2 separate regions of the Mus musculus genome follow, and region 2 is linked to region 1. Evidence: chromatin loops called from intact Hi-C (ENCODE). Cell type or tissue: gastrocnemius. All regions are shown on one strand. Links, peaks and the distances in the headings refer to the core of each region. The heading gives the core; the rest is flanking DNA.

Region 1 (7,047 bases), core at 1,282-5,281:
AATTAAAGTGCTGGGGTAATGAGTCAAAATAGTCAGGAGGGGAACAAATTATAACTATTTCTTCATGGTAGTCACCTTGGGGATACAGATAGTTCTCAACCTGAGCAGACCAGAAGGACACTTCCGAAACAAATGTACAACAGTCACTACAAAGAACAAAGGAGCAGTTTGATAAAGAGGTCCACACAACTGTTAAAGCACTTGGGAGACTCAGCAAAAGATCATGAGTTTCAGCCTGGCAACTGGATTTACACAGCAAGAACATATCTCGGATGAATAAATACTCAACAAACAGTAAAGAAAAGGAAAAATGCGAGAGAAATGGCATCAGTCATTCCATATTGTGCCTAAGGTATTAACCCAGGTGAAGCTTTATGTGACTCTAGAGAACCAACAAACAAAAACACTACTGTTTATGTACCAACAAAGGGGCAGATAGTCTTGCTTTAAAATATTGAAAATGAGCTGGGCAGTGGTGGCGCACGCCTTTAATCCCAGCACATGGGAGGCAGAGGCAGGAGGATTTCTGAGTTCGAGGCCAGCCTGGTCTACAGAGTGAGTTCCAGGACAGCCAGCGCTACACAGAGAAACCCTGGTCTCGGAATATAAATCAATCAATAAATAAATAAAAATAAAAATGAAAATGTATCAACTCTACTGAGGCAGGTGCTCATAAAGACCACACCTTACTCTCTTCAACTTAAATTTGTTCATTAAAAATGTTACTGGAAAATCTTGATTTCTTCTCTGTGGTCAAGACTTTTATCAAAAAGCAATGCTTTTCATGATACTGATAGGGTTCTCCTCAGTATATAATACAGTGACACTTCGAAAACTATTAAGTACAGTGCTTCTGTTTAAATAGTGTAGGCAAGATTAGCAACCTGGCAGTCTGGTTTCAGAATCTTCAAAGTTAAAATCCAAACTATGAATCAAAATGGCTTCATTAAGGTAATACCCTCCAAGGGGCTGCAGATATGGCTCTGTAGTTAAGAGCCCTTTGCAACTCTTTCAGTTCCGTTCCCAGCATTTACTTCAGATGGCATACAATCACCTATAACCCTAGTCCCAGGTGATTAGATACCTTCTTCTAGCCTCTGTTGGCCTCAGCACACACCTGGCACAGTCACACAGACATACACATGACTAAATAGAAATTGACATTCACAAACATGTGCTTGAATGAAGATTCTAAATAACTTGAAATAAACTCCCTAAACAGGCTCTACCATTTTAGATAATAGGATGATAATAAATTTGGTTTTTCTAAAACCAGTAAATCTTAATATAACCAGGAACCATGAAACCCAATGCAAAGCACCAATCTCTTTTGGGTTATTGGATCCCCAAAAACAGAAGTACGACTTTTCTTGCAGAAAATACATATATACATGTTTGAATGTATTTTCAGGAGGCTGTTTGTGGACTAAACACATGCACAGGCTTCACATTAAATACTTAACTTCCACCTACTTTTAAAGATTTTTTCCATTGATGGTTCCAAGGCTGCCTCTTTCAGTTCTTGTCCAGTTTTCCCACGGTGAGTCCTAATTCTTGTCTTGGTAGCATATTCCTGACATAGACAAAAAAAGACATATCACCCAGAGCTACAATAAAACATAGGATCTTTTTAAACTAATGTAGTATGGACATAAAAGTTATCTAATATATTAGATATGGGAAAGGTGCAGGACCCCTCTTAAAGCATTTGTGATAAGGAGGGACTGGAATGATGTGAAGTGGCAAGGACAAAGCTCACTGGAAACTTTACTGTCACTTTAGAAAAATCACTGTTACAGTAACTAACTAAAGAGTAAGCTACTCCCAAGCAGTGAAACTCACAGAACAGCCCACTAATCAACCACCATTACCACCAAATTCTAAAACAGAAAATCTGAATGGGGCGGAAATCCATACTGGAAAAGCATGCTTTACCCTGCTGGGTGTTACGAGCCATTGGTTCTTTGTGATGGAATTCTTCACAAGTGGAGAGGCCTTGGTGATGAAAGTGGGCTGGAAAACCCTGGAAGGTAGTGTCCGGAGACACACAAGCCTTGCAGCCAACATGGTGGGCGATACACCGGTTTACTAAGCAGATCTGAAATGCTAGTTAGAAAGGTAGAGGGGGGAAAAATTTAGTTAATTAAGAAGGAAACATAGTAGCCAAAATCAGAAGAAACTTAATTTAAATAGAAGAAAAAAATCAGAACAGTGGCCTCATTAATTTTTAATGCTGTATCCTTCCCTTGTTCCTTCTGACTCAACAAATCTAGTTTAGAATGGGCAGCCAATGATATAAATCCAAGTTTGACCAGATATATGTAATACAGAATCAATGTTATTATGTTGACACAATCACAGATTTTACAAACATAGCTTGGCCTGATATTTACTCCATCATTCAATGAGTAAAAGTAAAAGAATCTGTGTGACATTTCAGCACAAGAAAAACATCATCCAGAGAAAAGATAACTAAACCACTCGAGACTAAAAACCATGAACAAAAGCCAGGCATGCAAATGTCTACCAAGTAGGTCAGATGTTACTTCCCTTTAAGATACGACAGATACATTCAAATTAAATTATTCCACTACATAACATTCAATCAAAATAAACAAAATTGCCCTGCTAGGTTTCCCTGTTAAAACACCTTCTGGTATTCTTAATAGGGTAACCCCTGCCCCCAACATTCTAAAATTGAATTGTCTCAGTTCCAGTTAGACTATATCGATAAATAGTTAAGTACACGCCTTTCTGCGATGCTAAAGGCACATTTCTGGTCAATGAGTTGTGATGAATTTTAGGCAAGTGATTTGTATTTCCGCTTTCTCCCCATTTGTAAAATATTTAAATACAAGAAAACTTGGCCAAAATGGGACTTTGAAATCGCCCATGAATTACCCTAAAACTATAGGAATGTAAAGAAGTTTTAACTAGCACCTCCAAAGTTAAGAATTTCCGGAACTACGAAGTGCACACAGCTCTAGGCATCTGACCTTGCGGAAAAAACCCGGAGCCCTTTTGGTACTTTCATGCCATTACATCATCTCAACCTATGGCTTCAGCTTACTGACCCGAACAGAGCCTACCTAGTCTGCGTGGCCTTATGTCGTGGAACAGCCAAGAGGGTTATCTGCCATATATTTAAGTGCAGATTCTGGACGTCTGAAACCGGCTCCTGGGCTGGGTCTCTACGAACTAGTGGCGACCCTTCCTAACGCTTCCTTGAGCTTGAGTGTTCGGATGCGCCCGGTCCTCCCCTCTCACCGCTAGCCCGCTGCCTCCGCGTCCACGCACCACCCCCACGGCACCCGATCGCCGACAGCTAGGGCCCCCGCGCGGGTCCCCGAGCGGCTGACTCAGCATCCCTCTGCCCAGGGAGATGAAGAGCGAGGACGAGCCCGGCCTTCCCGCCCCGCCCGTAGCAGCCAGCCCAGATCCCGCTGTGCCGACGCCCGTCACAAGGACTGGAATTCTCAGGCCTCGCGAGGCAGTACCTCAGCTCCGGTCACCTCTACCACGGGGCTCCCTTCCGGGTCACCGAAACTCAGAGTGTGCGACCTCCCTCTGCCCGCTCCTCCGCAACCGCGCGACTCACAGCGTCACGCAATATCCGGACAAAAGGTAAATAGTACAAGCAGCCAATCGAGAGCAGGCTTCTAACGGAAGGGCGGGCGCAGTGGCGAAGGCGGGGCTTGGTTTGGAGACCGGACCAATGGAAGTTTGTGTTTCGAAAACGTCACAGTCAGCGTCCTTTCTGGGTCCGAGTAAGGAAGCCGACACTGGCAAACGCTTTGGGCATCTGCGTTGTGCGTTGTGCGCACTCGCTGCCAATAGGTGTGGGGGCGAAAAAGGGAGTTGGACTGGTTGGCAGCGCACTCCTTAAGTCCCACTTTTTGGGGAGGCAGGTAGATCGCTGTGAGCTCTAGGCCAGCTTAGAATTACTTTTGTTATTGGATTTAGGTTTAACAATGAATTTTCACATTTAAATTGGATTTTGTTCTATTTAAGAGTCATTCTTAAAACACGTTTTACGCCGAGAGTAATTAGTTTGGGTTAATCGTCTAGTCGCGTTGGCTGGCACGAAATTAACTAACCCTTAGAGGTATAATTTAGTCAGACTTTCGTTAACTGCTTAATTTTTATCACTGCTGGGGCTGTGGCTAGGCAGGGTGTCTTGAGCTATGTGAGAGGTACTTGACGCGCTCTCCTTTTCATTCATTATGCAAATGTTAAGGGATTTGATACTGGTTTAGTGAGTTCTGCATATATTAATTTACTTTGAATTAATTATAAGGCCAGGACCAAATCTTTTGTATTTATGGAATGACAGAACCCACCTAGGCATTTTCACTACTTTGCTTTAGCTATTATGCTACATGAACTCATGTATGAACATATCAATACACAAAATTAACTTGAGCATTTTAATAAAGTTTATGTTTTTATAACTTATGATCAATTTTTTTTTTGTATGTACTGAAAACTAAGCCTTAATTTTAGGAACTTTTAGAAGTTAGATGGATAGTTAAACAATCATTGGTTGAGTTTCTTGTTTTGGGCGTTTAGCCAGAAAATAACGCCAATGGTCTATATAGTAGTGAGTTTCAGAATGGCCAGAGTAAGACAGACCTAGTCTGCGGCAGGGGCTGGGGGTGGGGCATAGTGTCAAAATTGAATAACACATTTTTTCTAATTGCCATAAAAACATTCCTACCAAATGTGGCATTTTTTTTTTTTTTAAATTAGAGCCAACCTGCTTCTTGAGTGTACTACTGATGGTGAGATCTAGAGGGGTTTATTTCCGAGTTTTTCTTTCCTTTCCTTTCCTTTCCTTTCCTTTCCTTTCCTTTTCTCTTTTTTTTCTTTTTTCTTTTCTCTTCTTTCTTTCTTTCTTTTTCTTTTTTACCTTTTGACTTTTCAATGACATTTTTGTTTGTTTGTTGTCAAGCTTCAGGCTCCACTTGAGTAACAGAATACATACAAACCACTCTTCTTGTGAAGGTTTTTATTTATTTTATTTTATTTTATTTTATTTTATTGTGTGTGTGTGTGTGTGTGAAGGCTACTGAAATGCCTCAGTGGAAAATAATTTATTACAATAAGAGACATGTCTCTTTTATTTTTGGTTAGGAGCCTGACCTTTAGTGCTTGAGCCATCTTTTCAGCCCAAGAGGTTATTTCTTGGTATCCATGAAAGAGCACCCTCCTACAACTTTTGATAGAATCAAACCAAGAATACTTCCAGTGTTGCACAAAGGAATACACAAGCAAAGTGAAAGTAGATCGGTATAGCAAACTATTTTTGTTAATAAATAAAAAAGTATGTGTGATGGTTTATATGTGTTTGTTCCAGGGAGTGGTACTATTAGGAGGTGTAGCCTTGTTCGAATAGATGTGTCACCGTGGGCATGGGCTTTGATACCCTAGTCCTAGCTGCCTGGAAGTCAGTATTCTGCTGCTGCCTTTAGATGAAGATGTAGAACTCTCAGCTCCTCCTGCACCATGCCGGCCTGTATGGTGCCATGCTCTCACTTTGATGCTAATGGACTGAACCTCTGAACCTGTAAGCCAGCCCCAATTAAATGTTGTCCTTATAAAAGTTGCCTTGGTCATGGTGTCAGTTCACAGAAGTAAAACCCTAACTAAGTGTGCAACAACCTAAAGCAGGATATCGAGCATATCTGGCAGGAAGTTCACTTGCTTTTTACTCACACCAGGATGACTCTCTCTGTTCCCCATTGACTGGGGAGCCACCTTACAACCTTTATGATTAACTAGTTTTAAAAGAATTTGTGCAAAGAAATGGAGAAAAATGAGAAGGTAACAGCCTTTTAATTCACCCAAATTCTTGATTACTTCAGGGCTTTTGCATAAACAACAGTTTTATCCAGTGGTGTGATGGTGAGGCATTAAAACATTTGCCTAAAGGTATTACAAGAAATGTGAGTGGGAGCCTGATAAAAACGTTTGCATCAAAGTCTTACAAGGTGGACTGGAGAGATGGCTCACAGGTTAAGAGCACTGTCTGCTTTTCCAGAGGTTCTGAGTTCAATTCCCAGCAACCACATGGTGGCTCACAGTCATCTGTAATGAGATATGGTGCCCTCTTTTGGCCTGCAGGCATACATGCAGGCAGAACGCTGTATACACAGTAAATCTTTTTTTTTTTTAAGTCTTACTGAAAGGAAATAAAACTGTAATTCATGTAATGTATGTTAAATAGCCCAAAGAGTTGTTTCTGAGCTTTGAAACCTGGGGCTGAGAACATAGCAGAACAGACCAGGACATGCCCGGGCAAGCCCATCGCCTCCCTAGCTCCCACCCCTCTGACCTAAGTTAAATGTTACAGGCTGCTGATGTTTAAATGGACCAATCATGTGGAACTGTGCCAATTCCTCCCCCAGCCCCACTCCTTTTCTATAAAAACCCCTAGCTTCCAAGCCTCGTGGTCGAATCCACTGTCTCCTGTTATGTGAGATACGTTTCGACCCGGAGCTCCGCCATTAAAAAACCTCTTGTTGTTACATCAAGGTGTTGTGTTCTATTCTTGGGTGCACGCCGAATCGGGAGCTGAGTGGGGGTTTCCCCACTGAGTTCTTTCATTACAAGGTGAGGAGATAAAAAGATTTGAATCCCTTGTCATAAAACTTTTACACTATTTGACAGAAAAGACTAATTAATAGGTCGTATTAACCGTGAAACCAATATTTACTGGGTGTTCATTTTGAACCATGTACTGTAATAAGGATGACTAGTAACTGAAACATATGCCTTTAGGCACTTATTTTCTGGTGGAGACAGAAAACACACAAGCATAATGTTAGGTGGTAAAAAGTACTAAGAAGAAGGAGGAGAGGAGGAGGAAGAAGAGGAGGAGAGGAGGAGTTGAGCCCTAGAGGTCTAGAAAATAGACTATAAATAGGATAATTACCATGTAAAATGTATTTTGAACCTTTATTATCTTCTAAGGAATGGTTTATTGTCATTTATGATCATCTAACTAGATAAATCTTGACAGACATAATGCTTTGCTGTTATATGGGT
Region 2 (7,047 bases), core at 1,539-5,538, 270 kb before region 1:
GCAGGCCAAAGAGCTGGTACCGTGGCTGCCCAGAGTAATGGATTCTGTCTGTGCTGCTCTGGCGCAGCCTCAGCTCCATTGCTCTGCCTCATTCCACTAAGACAATGAGGTGGGATGATCTCTGGACAAGGCTGAAGCCCGAGAGCTAGCTGTGTTCCAGGGCCAGGGATGAAAACCAGAAATCAGTGTGTGGGACTACGCTATCCCAATGCCTCCTCTCACACAGATCCTGCCAGGCATATGGAGGGGTGGGATGGGAATGACCTATTGGGATTTACTGTCTGATTCTGCTCTTCTTTAGCTTACAGCCGGCCAGTAAGCGGGTGTCTGTGTGCCATGAAAGAGCACTGAAGTGGGTCAGCTCAGTCTTGAGCACTGGGCTCTGCCCTGGCTGTAGTCCTACTCTCTGGGCACAAGGCAACCAGAGTGAAGCCAGACACCTACCAGAAAGCCACACTGAGTCCTCAGAAAGACAAGAGCCAGTGAGGGCTCGAGACGCCACAAAGCCAGCTCCTGACGTCAAGTAGAATGAGGAATGGTATCCCCTGGCATGCTGTGGTGACTGACACCCTGAGGCCATACATGTGGGCTCATGTATCAAACCTGGGATGACACACTCCCATGGAAATACACTGTCTTAGGGCCAGAGATGCAGCTCAGCTTGAAGAGAGTTGCCTTGGTGAGCACGGAGCCCTGTGTCTAATCATCAGCACTTAGTAAACCCGGGCTTAACTACATGGCTGTAGTCCCTCTACTACATATAGAGAGAGAGACTCACACACTTGTCCAGGCCTGACAGGGTTATCTGGAAAAGGAACTTTTGGTGCTAGCACCAGGAAGTCTGGGTCAGAGAGAGAGGAGAATTAAAGATTCAGTTTGAGGGCATGAGACCCTGCTTGAAAATAAATACATAATACATACATACATACATACATACATACATACATGCATGCATACATACATACATACATACATACATTCCTGCCTATAAAATTGCACACAGCACACATGCTTTCACACACATACACATACTTAAGACAACATACACACATACATGTACATATACAAGTGTAAGCATCTACAGAGAAACCCAAGCGTACAGTTCCACCCCAAACCACAGACGCAAAGATGCATGTTCACACATGACTCGCGGCACAACATACTCATCTCTACCGTCCAAGGGTCTAGGTCTGCCCTCCTCTAACAGCACCTCCAGGTCCTGTGGCAGCCGTGCAACCTCATCGGGGTAATACAGACAGCCAGGGAGCTGTCTTCATACAAAGCTGGCTCCTATCCCTAACCATCAAAAGGTGCGCTCTGGTCAGGAACTGCAGGGATTCAGGAGGAAAGGGCTTTGATAGAAGAAATCTAAGAAGTTTCTAGAGGGTGCAGAGCTGCAGGAACTTCAGGCAAAGAGCAAGAGGAAGTAGAGCCCTTTTGGACTATGAATGCTGGTGTCATGTGACGGACAAGTCTTGTCCCCATGAAGCTATAATTCCCACTTAGCCGTCTAACTGCAATGGGGGAGAGTCAGGGATGAGCACCGGGATACCCTATCACAGGAAGAGCTTAGCTTGCACTTGCTGAGGGAATGAGACTGAAAGGACACCCAGACAGAAGCTTGGGAGGTGAAACCCCTGCATGAGACACAGCACGGCGACTTTTCAGGAAGGACAGGCACAGGCGTGACAGCATCCCTATGGCTTTAGCGTCCTAGGACTATTGAGGGTCAGAGAGGTTAGGTCACTTCTTCATGGTCATACAACAGATGTGGACTGAGGCTTGTGTGAACACAGAACTCTAAATCCTGCATCCCCTAGCCCCGGCCAGAGTGTCCACTGGTGACCTCCCAGCCTTGGTTTCCCTGAAGTTTAAGTCCAGTCTGCTCTAGTAGAACCGGTGTCCTATGAGCGGTCCTCAGCGATTACCCACAGGTCACAGGTGGGAGGCCAAGCAAAGGCCTGGGGAAGATGGCTGGTCCTCACAAGGTACAGCCAGTGTCACCAGTAACCCATCTCACACACTTGCCCAGGTCTGACAGGGCTGTCTGGAAAAGGAACTTTTGGTGCTAGCACCAGGAAAGTCTGGGTCAGATTAGAACTAAATGGAACTCCAAAGGTCACTAGGCTAACTCCATCCCCAAAATGAAGAACATTGGAAGGATAGAGCTGCCCTGAGCAGGAGGCCTGACTTCCTATAGGCCCATACAAGACACTATCAAGGACCTGTATCAGGAATTACGGTGGGACCCTTGGGCTGACCCAGTGGCCCGCAGCTCCCTCTGCTGGCAGAACTCAGTCTGGCAACTACAACCTGATTAGCTATTCAAATTCAAACATCTCTGCCTGTCCTTCCGGATACTATATTCTGAGCGTGATCTAGTCAAGGTATTGCAACTGTGATCTGCTGCCTGCCATCCCGAGGACATTCACCTTCGTGCAATCGCTCATCACAATGCAGCAGTGGCCTTAGTTTTACAGGCATCTCAGTCTCTGGACGTTTCTAGAGCACGAGTCAGTGTTTTTCTGCAGATGCAGTTCTGAGGGCTCCGAGGGCTCCTGGGAAATGTTCTGCATGTGTATCATATCTGTCTGTGTATTGATCCAGCTCTAGCTGACATAAGTGAGAGGGTGGGGAACCCTCTGGGGGCCAATGAAATAGCATCCATTACAGGATTCCTGTCCTGGGTCTCAGATCAAAAACAGGTAAGTCACATATAACTCACAAACACACAGGCGGAACATGACAGTCGGACACACAACACCTGCGCCCCTCCTAGTCTCCAGTGTTTCTGGACAGGTCAACGTGTCTTTAATAGAGGATTCATACTCATTTATTTCTGTGCCAGAATGCAAGCTTCCCAAAGGCTAGGATTAGTGAGGCTTGCCATCCCATAATCCCCAGTATTAGAAATGAGTTTAGCACAGGAACACACAAAGAGAAAGGATGCTATACTTGCAGAGTGGTGCCTAAAATTTCACTTATTTAAAAAAAAACACACACACACACATACACACAAATAAAAATCTCTTTTGTGGTTGCCCTGGTCAGCAGGCCATTGGCAGCAGCCTGTGGTCTCTGGACAATGGTGGGGAAGGGGAAGAAAATAATTTCTCTGAAGTGCTCTACCACCCTCAACTGCCCCCGTGCACCTCACTGCCGGGCCTAGGAGACACAGCAGACCAAGGTGACGTGTTCAGCCAGAAAACAAGAGCAGAGTGCACCAGCTCACCTAGGGCTCATGTCTGACGTCTCTCCTCCTGATTAATCGTGTGTGGCAGTGCCTGCTTGGCCACCTATGGATGGTGTACGCAGACTCCTCAGACTCCAGATAAGGATCACCAGCACCTAAGCCTAAAGTCAAGAATCTACACATCAATCACAGACGGCAAGGACCCGGGGCTGCAGGCCAGTATTGAACTGCTCACCATCCTTCCAAACCACTGGAACTGAGGTCCGCCAGCCTGCCTCTGGGTGCCCAGCCTGGGAAGGCACAGCAGGGCCCCAGTTTGCCGGTGGGACATGTGAAGTGCGACTCTTAGAGCAGGCCCAGAAATCACTCTTCAGAAGACAGCGATCCCCTCCCAAAGATGAATGAAAAAAAAAAAAAAAAAAAAACCTAAACAAACAAGCAAAAACTATGAGGGGTACTACGGGCACCAGGAGATGTGAGCAGCACCGTCGCTTGTTGCTTTGGCCTTTCAGCACATCCTGTTGTGAACTTATTCCCCTCCTCTCGCCTGCATTTGAGAAGGTCTAAGAGAGGCCAGTGCTGTGTGACTCCAGGGTTGCAGCTAGGGTGTGATTTCCAGACCAGCCAGGTGCTCTGCTGCTTGGAAATAGGGCTGTCCACGGTGAGGCATCCGCAGACCTCCACCAGACCTCCAACTCATCCCTCAGCAGGCCCAGAAAGTCACCTGCCTGCAGGTTTCACTTTCTCCAGACCTGAAAACAGTGCGCAAAACTGCTCCGTAGAGTGAGCTGCGCGCCCTCGTGTGGCCGTGTTTGGGAATGCAGGTCTGGCCATGTGATCACACTAATGCAGGAAGCCCCATCTGGAGCAAAACAAAACAAAACAAAACAAAACAAAACACCCAGAAACTCCTGGACACATCTTCGTTGAATTTTGCGGATTAAGAGACCCTTAGAGAAACTGAATTTCTTATAATGTCCCCTTCCTATATAGAGGGCTGCAAGTGGCAAAGCCCAGATTCCTATACCACAAAGTAGCTCTCTTTCTGTATTTGCCAGGGTTCTCTAGAGTAACAGAACATGGAAAGACAGACAGACACTCAGACAGATACACAGACACACAGAGAAATAGACAGAGAGATATAGATATTAAAATCGATACAGATAGATAAATATGTATATGCTATGTGTTGTATTATGACTTATTCGAATCATTTATAGCCTGTGCTACAGCTAATCCAACAATGACTGCCTATGAATCTAATATTTGTTTAGTCCATGAGACTGGATATATCAGCTGGCCTTCAGTATACGCAGGAAAGGACTTGCCAGAGGGCCCCCATCTGCTCATAGCGGAAGGGGAGCGGGAAGGATTTTGGGAGAAGTGACCTGGGGGGGGGGGGGGAGCAGTGAGCAGGATGTAAAGTTAATAAGTAGGAATTAATTAATTAATGTTTTAAAAGAGTAAGAGAAGGCTAGGAAAGTACCTCAGAGACTGAGGTGCAAAATCAAGGTCCCAGGCCCAAGTCCAGCACTGCAAAACTAAACAAACTGGAAAGGCAAGGAGCCCACTCAGGCAAGCAGCCTTCATTATTCCGGCCAACTTTCCTGGGTTTGATGCCACCTTTGATTCCTAGACTTGTAATGTTAGGTGCTCTAGCGGTTTGAATGAGTATGGCTTCTACAGGCTCATATATTATGAGCTTAGGTCCCAGTTGTTAGAACTGTTTGGGGGGGATTAGGAGGTTTGGTCTTGTTGAGAGAGGTACATCACAAGGGGTAGGCTTTGAGGTTTCAAAAGACTCAAGCCATTCTCAGCATCCCTTTGAGGATCAAAATGTGAGCTCTTAGCTGCTACTCCAGCGCCATGCCTGCCTGCCTGCCTGCCTGCCTGCTGCCATGTTCTCCTCCATGAGAACCATAAGAGTCAAATAGACTCTCTCGTCTACAGTTGTCTCAGTCATGGTGTCTTATCTCGACAACAGGAAGATAACTGAGATGAAGGTCAAGGACTTTTCCAGGAATTCTGCTCCACTCGGTCATCATGCAGAGCAGAAGAGAAAAGAAAAAGAGCTGCTGACCGTTTGCTGACAGAGAAGAGCAGGTGAAACTGTGGGCTCTGAGGAACTGACTCTTAACACTTTATATAACACACAACGCATAGCCCCGAGAAAGATGAGCTCGACTAGGGCCGTGGAGGCTTATGGTCTCAATGTGCTTGAAAACACAAGCCACATTTGGCTCTTGAGATTTGAGTGGCAAGAGAAGCATCTTTTGACTCTGTCTGTAGCCTTCTCGGGACCAAAAGGAAGCTTTGGAGGCTGTGCATATAGACCTTACCTGGTCCACTTCACTGTCTCTCTGAACTCAGAAGGGGACTGCCAGATAACGGGAACTAACTCTACAGATACAGGGCTAGGAATGGGGCCATGGCCCGGAAGGTGAATGGTCTTGCAGCCAAGCCCCTGAGTCTCATTGCTGGGCCCCATGAAGGATAGAACTGGCTACCCCAAGTTGTCCTCCCACCTACACACACACACACACACACACACACACACACACACACACAAGCATTCATACACACAAAGAGACAGACAGACAGACAGACAGACAGACAGACAGACAGACAGACAGAGAATAAAGGAAAGAAATACATTGCCAGGCAGATATTTGTTTTGTTATGTTGGGTTTTGCTTTGTGCTTGTTTTATGTTTTTGTGTTGTGTTATCACTGTGATGTTGTGTGTTTTTCTGCATCTTGTTTGTGATACAAGATTTTGCTCTGTAGACCAGTCTGGCCTCAAATCTTTGATGCTCCCCTACCTAGCCTCCCAAGAGCCAGAATTACAGACACACGTCACCACGCCAGACCGTTTATACAACAGCACATTCTTTAGAAGTCACATTTGAAATATTAAAAGAATTAAATTTTTCTGTAATGATCCAATATGATATAGTACACTTCAAAGTGTAATAATTCAAAATTTAAAATGGAGATATTTTAACTTGATTTTTATTTAAAACATGGTGTGGATTTTAAAATTCTAAGACGTCACAGTTCAGAGCAGCTTTGATTTGAATTCTCTGTAGTCACATATAGTCATCACAAGAGCACAGACCTAGTGTTCATCCTTGATTCATGTCACAGAGCCCCACAGTTAGCCACTATGTCAAGGGACAAGGTATTGGACCCTCGGTGCTGCCTTTGACACATAATTGAGCCAAAATCACAGGGCGTTTCCATCTTAAGTGACTGTCCCAGGAAAAAGGGACCAGGGTGGACCAGGGCTCTTCCAGAAATTAAATGAGGAGCCTAGGCTGGCTCTTTCAGTAAATCAGCGTCCACACCACGGTCACACCCAGTGTGCTGTTGTTGAGCGGCTATTTAATTCCAAGACCAGAAACCTGTTATAAACTGTTCGGCTTTTCGTGGACAGTAAAGACAACGAGATGTTTGCTTCCCTATTTGATTTGGACGTCGGAATACACAGGGAAATATTACTCTTCATGAAAAGATTGCTCTGACCCCAGGGCTCTAATTGCATGTATTTTGGAATGCTCTTGATTTTGAAAAGTTAAGAAACTGTTTCCATTTGTGGAAACAGACTCCAGATGCATGCATTAGGAAGTTGTTTGCCAATTTGACCACTAGGTGGCGGCATTATATAATAGAAGACACCAAACTTCAACTCCATGTAGGCCATTTTCCCCAAACTGTAGAGATTACTCAAGAGCCTCTTCAAAGTTCCAACGTGCTATCTTGCAAAACTTGGCAAAATAATACTAAAAGTTACACGGAATTTTAAAACTTAATGAAGCAAGCTATAGAAGCAAGCAGATTTCAAGAGCTTTCAAG

What was found. A loop is a pair of places that touch in the nucleus more often than their neighbours do. Peaks named below come from ENCODE experiments on the same cell type or tissue, not always from the same donor. Only the 100,000 strongest peaks of a DNase experiment are listed, where the experiment ranks them.
Region 2: it touches region 1 in a loop (3-fold over the local background); 21 of 42 quality-filtered maps call a loop at or near these places.

The regions. Positions count from the first base shown.
Region 1 is chr14:37,131,698-37,138,744 of GRCm38, forward strand. Ghitm (growth hormone inducible transmembrane protein) reads right to left here and starts at 3,625. Exons shown (of 9, transcript NM_078478.5): 1 at 3,498-3,625; 2 at 1,936-2,106; 3 at 1,474-1,573. The coding sequence starts at 2,067. In gastrocnemius, for the core only: no CTCF peak of the experiment used is centred there; DNase peaks (open chromatin) are centred at 3,685, 4,123 and 4,638; H3K4me3 peaks cover 2,265 bases; H3K27ac peaks cover 1,927 bases.
Region 2 is chr14:36,860,306-36,867,352 of GRCm38, forward strand. No RefSeq gene overlaps it. Among named protein-coding and RNA genes, the nearest start is that of Gm25204, 96 kb to the left of the region's middle. In gastrocnemius, for the core only: CTCF peaks have their summits at 2,286 (motif pointing left) and 3,992 (motif pointing left); DNase peaks (open chromatin) are centred at 2,281, 3,436 and 3,993; H3K4me3 peaks cover 780 bases; H3K27ac peaks cover 229 bases.